2 separate regions of the Homo sapiens genome follow, and region 2 is linked to region 1. A link is a contact called in ENCODE Hi-C data. All regions are on one chromosome and are shown on one strand. The core of a region is the stretch at or near the end of the contact, and the rest is flanking DNA. Distances in the headings are between cores, read along the strand shown.

Region 1 (3,557 bases), core at 740-3,239:
GCCGCAGCTCGTCCAGGAAAGCGAGTCCCTTTCTCCGCTCGTCCGGAGGCGCCTTCCCCGTCGAGTTTGCCATTATTTTTTCAAAGGAGGTTTTTAAAAAACCCAGATCGGTGTTTTAAAAGCGCCCCCCGCTCCCAGCGCTTCCTACCAGAGCCCGGAGCCCATTCCTCGGCCGGCGGCGGCGGGGCTCAGTCATGGGCCGGCGGTGGCGGCGGCGGCGGCGGCGGCGGCGGCGGCGGCGGCGCAGGGAGGGAGGGAGGGAGGGGGAGGAGGAGGAGGAGGGGAAGGAGGGAGCAGGAGGCCAGGGGGAGAGGAGGGAAGGAGGGAGGGGAATTTCTAAAAAAGTTTAAAGAAATCGGAGCGAAACTAGAAGGGCAGGCGACTGCCGGATCCGCGCGAAGCCGCGGGGCGAGCGCGGCCCCCACCCCTTCCTTCCCTCCCTCCCCGTGGCCCGGCTCTCGCCCGCCTCTCAGCGCCGCCGGCTGAGGCAGCTCAGCCCGGGGACGCGATTCAACATGGTGCTGCTGCCGGGGGCGCGCGAGCGGGCGACGGGCAAGGCGAGCCGATGGTGAGGGGTCTGGGCGGCCAGAGGCCCAAGAGTTTCGGCGGCGGCGGCGGCGGGGCTAGGGCAGGCGGGGCTGGGGGTGGGGAGGGGGAGGTCTGTGTGGTGGTTTGTGGAAAGCGCGGTGACAGCGTGTATTTCGGCCCCGGCTCCGCGGGGCCCTCGCACACATTCACGCGCGGCCTCGGCCGCTGAGGCCGGGGCGTCCCCGGGCAGAAGCACCGGCGGCAGCTGAGCCGCTGCGCGCCGCCCGCCTGCTTCCCTCCCCGCCAGCCTCCCTCTCTGCCGCCGCCACGGCCTGGCAGCCAGTGCCACACAGCGACCCCCGAGGGCTGGCCGCGGCACTGCGCCTGGCTCCACACCGCCCCGGCAGATCCTCGCGGGGAACAATAGACTCGACTCGCCGGGCTTAGGGTTCGTCTGCAATGTGCCGCACATTTCACACGCACACAAAGCCGGCGGAAAGGGGGGCGGTGCGGGGAAACGGCCACTACCGGTTGTTCCAGGGTTAGGGGTGGAGGCGATGTTCGCGTCCCCGGCCCGGCTGTTGGAAGGGCCGCCTCGGAGTCCCCGCCCGCCCGACAGAACCGGTGTGGCGCTCTGAAGGGAAAGGAAGCTCACCGGGGTAGCCCCTCACGCTACGCAACATTCACAGATCGGAATAAAGTCAATTTGTTACCTTCTGTTTTTGTAAAATCTAAAGGAATCGGCTTTTATGAGCCGTATGCTAGTATTTTGGGGCCTGGTTAGCACATTTTCTATGAATTATCCACACGCTAACTTTAGCAAACTATACGTTAAATACAATGTGAACTGTCTGTCCTAGTTCTGTGGAAATAGAGTAATGCTCTTAATTCATCTTGCCGCTGGTTGGCTTCACATATCAAACTGGAGTATTCTATGAGCAAAGTTATGCAAACTAACTAAACTGGTTGGGAAGCAATCTATCGAACTTCGACAATAATAATTAAGGTTTACATTTTTATAGTAAGGTCTCTTCAAGATTGCTGCGTTTAAAATAAATACCGAATAAAACGTTTTTCCTTGCTTTCAAATGTCTTAAATGTAATCCTCGTTTAAAATATTTTGAAGGTTAAAAAAACCCTTTGCTTAAATGAGTCAAAACATCTCAACAAATACTACCACCTAAATTTGCATTTACGAGGGGTGTTGGAGCCGGCTCTTTGCTACAAATGTTAATTAAGATTACAGTACGTGAAACGTATTATTATTCCCATTTTAGTGACGGCCACCACGGGCAAAGTCACTGCCTAACCCAAGGTCACAGGGTAGTAGGGGTCTGGATGGGTTATTTCAGGTAGTCGTTCCAATGGGAACATTGCTTTGGAGGTGAAAAATTATGTAATATAGTGCAGCTTGCTTCCGGTGCTCACTCTAGGAAACGGACTTATTTCCCAACTAAAGTTTGTCTCTTAAGTGGGGTCGGAATAAGGTTGTGGCTAGGAAGATCCTGACAACCCAGGGCCAGTGAGTGTCTCGGAAGCCTGTGAGGGGCGGAGACCCGGCCCGGGGAGGTGGAGAAGCTCGCCGGCCGCGGAAGACTAGGGGTGAGGCTGCTGCGAGGAAGACCCGGTCAGCTGTCCCTTCCCCCATCGGTCCTCTTAGGGGAAGTGGAGATGTGGGCCTCGGAGCTGCGTGGCCCGGGCTGTGCGGATTCCCTAAACGCCGCACTTGCGCACAGCCCCTTACGTAACCGTCAGTGCCGGGGATTCCCTGGAGGGGGTCATTCTATTCAACCATTATACACACCCCGGGCTCCTGCCGCCGCGCCGCCGCCGCCTCACAAAATGGCGGCGCCCATAGAGGAGACCGCGGCCGCCTCCCCGGCCCCATTTTGTGGGAGGCGAGAGATCTGTCAACATGGAAAACCTCTGCTGAGGATGCATCCGAGTTTGGAAACCCCACTTAAGGGATGGAGCCTGGGGGATCACATTAAACGGAAAATGCCAACGACTTCTACCACCTCTACGCGTTTTTAGTTTTTCATTTTCTCGAAGGAAGCGCCAGAAGCCTGTGGAGTAATTGTAACTAGAGGGAGAACGGAAAGCTGAGGTGACTGCTCCGGGGACTTGGCGCGGCGCCTTGGTGGCTTTGGTTGCTCTTCCACGCTCCCGGCAGCTGACCAGAATCTCTTGGAGGGTCTCCTGGGCCACCTCGGCCGCGCCAGTCGTGCAGTGAGACTTCTGTAGTTTTAAAATGCCACAGTCCACGGCCCGGTCGGCACCGCTCGCCTGAATCGTGGGCTTTGGGAACCTTGGAGGCTGCTGCTCCAGGAACTCGCGGTCGGCCGGGAGCCGGGGAGCTTCGTTGCTGGGAGCGGGCGGTATTCGCGGACTCCGGCGGCCCTGGCGGGTCGCGGCCGGGATCCGAGCCGGGGATGACGATGCTGATGGAGCTGATGGGGCAAGAGTGGGAACGGAGGCACGTACACTGAAATTTAAGTCATCCAAGTTGGGACTTAAGATAGCAGGTTAATATTGTCTCAGGCGAGACTTAGAACGTCTTTTCTGGTATCCCAGTCTGCAGTGGGCAAATCTATTGTCTTTATTTCTCATTTAAGGGCAGAATGGAGGGATGACATATTTTTACTTTTCAAGAGGCGGTTGCCACTTTTAAGTCACTGTTGTGTGTGTGTGTGTACATACACAAACATACGATAGTGTGTTTTCAGAGCAAGTATCAAAGGCTAAAGACTTGGAGTGATACTAGTGTTTAAAAGCCTTTTTAAAAAAATTAAGATGTGATGAGAAACTGGAGAATTGACTTTTAAAAATTTCTTTTCTGTAGAAGAGGCTATCTTCAAAATGGAGTCCTAAAGTATATCTGATGGATAGAATTTAAATTCTTAACACTGTATATACCCTGTGGTCAAAAGCATCAACGTAAAACTTGATGTTTATCAGATTACTTATGTTTCAATTTTCCTGTGGTTAGAAAAATTAAGACAGAAGTAAGCTATTAACGGTATTTGCTT
Region 2 (3,557 bases), core at 518-3,017, 2.4 Mb before region 1:
GGCCATTTTTCCTTAGGGCTTGATTTATCTGATAGTTTTGGAGTGTCAGTTATAATGACAATAAAGATTCCCACAGATGAGCCCAGACTGGTCGAAGTAATTCACATAACAACACAATAATGACAAGCTCATGGGATAAATTTTGTTCCCCCCTCAACTCTCAAGTCCTCCTTATCTGCCTGGCATCTATCACAACAAACCAGGTCAAAATCTTACCTGGAAAATACACGACTCAGTGATCAATATTTTATCAAAGTGAGAATGTGATAAACAAGGTCAGTTGACCCCTAAAATCCGTATTTACACTAGAAAGCCTCACATCCTGTATTTAGACTTCTTGTGAGAGAACCCATTCTCTGTCACTGGAGTATGATCAGGAGACAAGGGTACCTGTTCTCTGAGGAGTCCTGACTAACTGGCGAGACTGAATCACACACATGAAAAATTTCAGATGAAACTCGTCTTTATGCATGGCTGCCTCCTAGAAATAGAGACAGAGTTTAATCCAAACGAACAGAGCTGTGAAATAAGATGTCAGTGACTGACATGGACCAGCTACACTCATGACTACTTGGCCTTAGGACTTGACAATATAATATAAAAGTATCAGCACATGAGGCAATACAAATAATCTACTTTGATGTATTTGACAGGGGAGGAAACCCTGAACTCAGCAAGCTGCTGAGAGTATCAGAAAGGCTGGGGGCCTCCAGAAACTGCCCTTCTTTAAGTCTGAGCTCAGACTGTGCCTGTGGCTGTGATCTGGGTGTAAAGGACCTATTAAGGGGGCATTTCTCTAAGACTTCTACAGGGCCTGGGTCCAGAGGCCTGCCAAGCTGAGGTGCTTGACAAAAAGCCTGAATGAACAAACATATTTCTTCCCATTATGTTCTCTTAGAAAGTATGGCAGATTCCAGGTTAATCAATGTGTCCCAGGAACAACAAAGCCCTTCAAAGGTCACAGGTGATTCCTGGGTCCTTCTCTATCTCTACCCAGAAAAGCAGATCTCTAGTGGGCTCCCAAAAGCTTTCCTCACAGCTCTGCCTGTTTCAAATTCCTCCAGAGTTCTGGAAGGTTCTACATCTTGCCAGAGTCTAGCCTAATCCGTCCTCAAGTTGCTTGTTTGTTTGTTTGTTTGCTTGCTGAATGGTCAATCAAGTATGAGGTGGTGCAGAGTACAGGATTGCAAGTTAAGAAACTTGTTTCCTAGTCCTAGATGGGCCGTGCACTTAAAACCTTTGGGAAATCACTTCACTTCTCTGAACCTGGTAAGACTAAAGTATCTCCAATAACCTCTACAAGCACTAACGTTCTGTGATTCTCAATAAAACACGAGATAGCCTGAGATCGATTTAGATCTCAGGTCCCTATCTGTCGGGGGAAGCCACAGGTTTCCGCAGATTTAGGGCCACCGCGAAAAGCTGCCATGGAAACTGGAACGCAAGCAAGCAAAACTCGCCGGGCGGAACCAGAAGGCGGCGGGTAAGGGAGCAGAGGGAACAGAGAAAAGCATAGGACGAAGGGCTCACTAACAGTATTCCGAGTACGAGAAAGCGAAAAAGCCCAGACTGAAAAGGGTACTGAGAAATTACGACTAGTCTTAAATGCTCCCTTCGCTTCTCGGGCCTCGCCACACCGCGCAGGCGCCCCACTGGTCCTTAACTCTGTTCTTTGACCTCCTGCCCCAGCCCCCTCCTCTTCAGCCACCTAGCGACTCTTCCGGTGCTGTGAAGGCGGTTCCGGTTCGCGGCGGTTCCCGGGTTTTGCGTTCCGCGCCCGGCCGGAAACCCCTTCGCATGGCAGCCGGTTCCGGTTCGGTGAGTGGCGGCGGGAAGCTGGGGGAGGGGTGAGGATGGAGGGAGCCTGGTCCAGGAGACTGTGTCGGACCCGGTCAGCCGGCCCGGGCTGGACTGGGCGGAAGCGGGGAGCACTGTGGGGCCGGCGCCTTTTCCTCTGCCCCGCCCCCTGGGACCACCTCCCCTCCCCCCTGCTGTCCGGTGGCCGCGCTGTGGCCGCCGGTGGCCGTTAGGCTACCTGAGGCCGTTCCTTCTGGTCTCTCTCTCCTGGGCCGCGGAGAGACCGTCTCCCTGCCGTTACAGCAGGCCCCATCCCAGCGCCCAGCCGTACTTGGGGAAAGGCCGGTTGCGATTCCGGGGCTTTCCCGCCAGAGCTGGGTCTTCTCTGGGGAGAGCTGTTTTCACCGGGAAGCTCGGCTTTCTGTGGTACCGGCTTCATCTCCCGCCTTCCTTGAGACCCGAGTGATATTTCTTGACTACTTCTGCGTCTCACGTAAACATTTCTCCAACTCTCCTACTCTGTGGTATCTCCCTGAGATGTGATATCGCTAGTGCCACCATCAGAAAGAAACGTCTGGACCCTCCTGCTCAGGTTATGAAAATCCCCTTAACTGCCACAATTTGCTTACCTGGCTCATCGCCTCCTGGTAATTCCCTTGAACCGTCTCTTTCTTGGTGTACCCTAACGTGATCTCTGGATCTATGCCTCGTTTCTCTTTCCTTGAGCTTGGTGATTTCTGTTTATCGGTGCCTGTGCAGTATTTCCACTATCTTGTTAGCAGTAACTTGCTTCTTTATCACTTTCAAGTCAGCCTTGTTAAAGTCATTTTACTTCATATTTGGTACACTTATTATATTTGGAGTGGTGGTGATTCTTGTAATATTCATATAAAGCCTTTTATCTACTACCAACTATTTGACTGAGGGTCTTTGTTATAATTGGTTATTCTGGATGTATTAGATCTCATCATCTCCTAAATCTTTATTCTTCATAAAAATAATTTGTGTTAAGGACTCATGTTGAAATACAGATTACCCTGACTTTGAAATTACAGTTAAAGCGCAACTTTAAGCATCTCTATAAGCATGATCCCTTAACCTACTTCCAGTTTACACTCTACCACCCTTTATTTTTCCTCTCTAGTCCCTTTTAGGAAGGCTTATTCATTTTTAACTGACTTCAATTAATTATCCCAACTGCAAAGATGGTCTTCATGTCACTCATCTAATGAGTTGTCTAGAGGGAGTGGATGGGTACAAAAACAGGTTCTGCTACTTCTGGCTAAGGGAATGCAGTTGTTGACTTGCATTGCGGCTTTGGAACTCTTGTCCTTTTCTTCCCAACTTCTACATCTTCTATCAGTTGTACCAGCTCTACTGTCTTGCGGTACCTGTTTATGGATCTGGCTTTCCCTACTGGACAGTGAGCTGCTCAGTGGCAGGGACCCTTTCTTAATGCACGTAGTCGGTGCACAGTAAATGAATGTGTATGAAAGAATTTGAACACTTAGGGTTTACGGCGTTAGAGTGTTAAGGTATTTAAGGTGTTAGAGTGATTGGGAGAGATTACATGTAAAAATAGAAGGAAAGAACCTCAAACACATGACGATATAGTACAAACTATTGTACACATAATTGTTTTTCAGAACTTGGAAAAGGGTGATTTCACATGGTTGCTTTCACACCCTTCTTATATCATAAATTGTTCTAACCACATCTTGGTCCTGGATAAAGCTAACATTGCGTCTCTCTCTCTCTCT

Evidence for each region. Hi-C counts contacts between places; a loop is a spot of excess contacts on that map. Pooled maps may share reads with other maps.
Region 2: a map of CD4-positive, alpha-beta memory T cell shows a loop between it and region 1 (14-fold over the local background). The contact joins the promoter of SENP1 here to the promoter of LINC00938 in region 1. A Hi-C loop is called at or near these places in 2 of 168 maps with a recorded cell type or tissue (CD4-positive, alpha-beta memory T cell and naive thymus-derived CD4-positive, alpha-beta T cell), 2 of 37 single-sample maps with no recorded cell type and 10 of 50 pooled maps.

The regions. Positions count from the first base shown.
Region 1 is chr12:45,726,353-45,729,909 of GRCh38, reverse strand. It overlaps LINC00938 (long intergenic non-protein coding RNA 938), which reads left to right and starts at 1,989. Exons shown (of 1, transcript NR_028408.1): 1 at 1,989-3,557. ARID2 (AT-rich interaction domain 2) reads right to left here and starts at 204. Exons shown (of 21, transcript NM_152641.4): 1 at 1-204. The coding sequence starts at 73. RefSeq lists a silencer at 504-923 and enhancers at 1,436-2,398, 1,974-2,693, 2,399-3,361.
Region 2 is chr12:48,104,289-48,107,845 of GRCh38, reverse strand. SENP1 (SUMO specific peptidase 1) reads left to right here and starts at 1,767. Exons shown (of 18, transcript NM_001267594.2): 1 at 1,767-1,818. It also overlaps a transcript of PFKM not described here. RefSeq lists enhancers at 1,021-1,894, 2,180-2,389, 1,895-2,770 and a silencer at 1,900-2,039.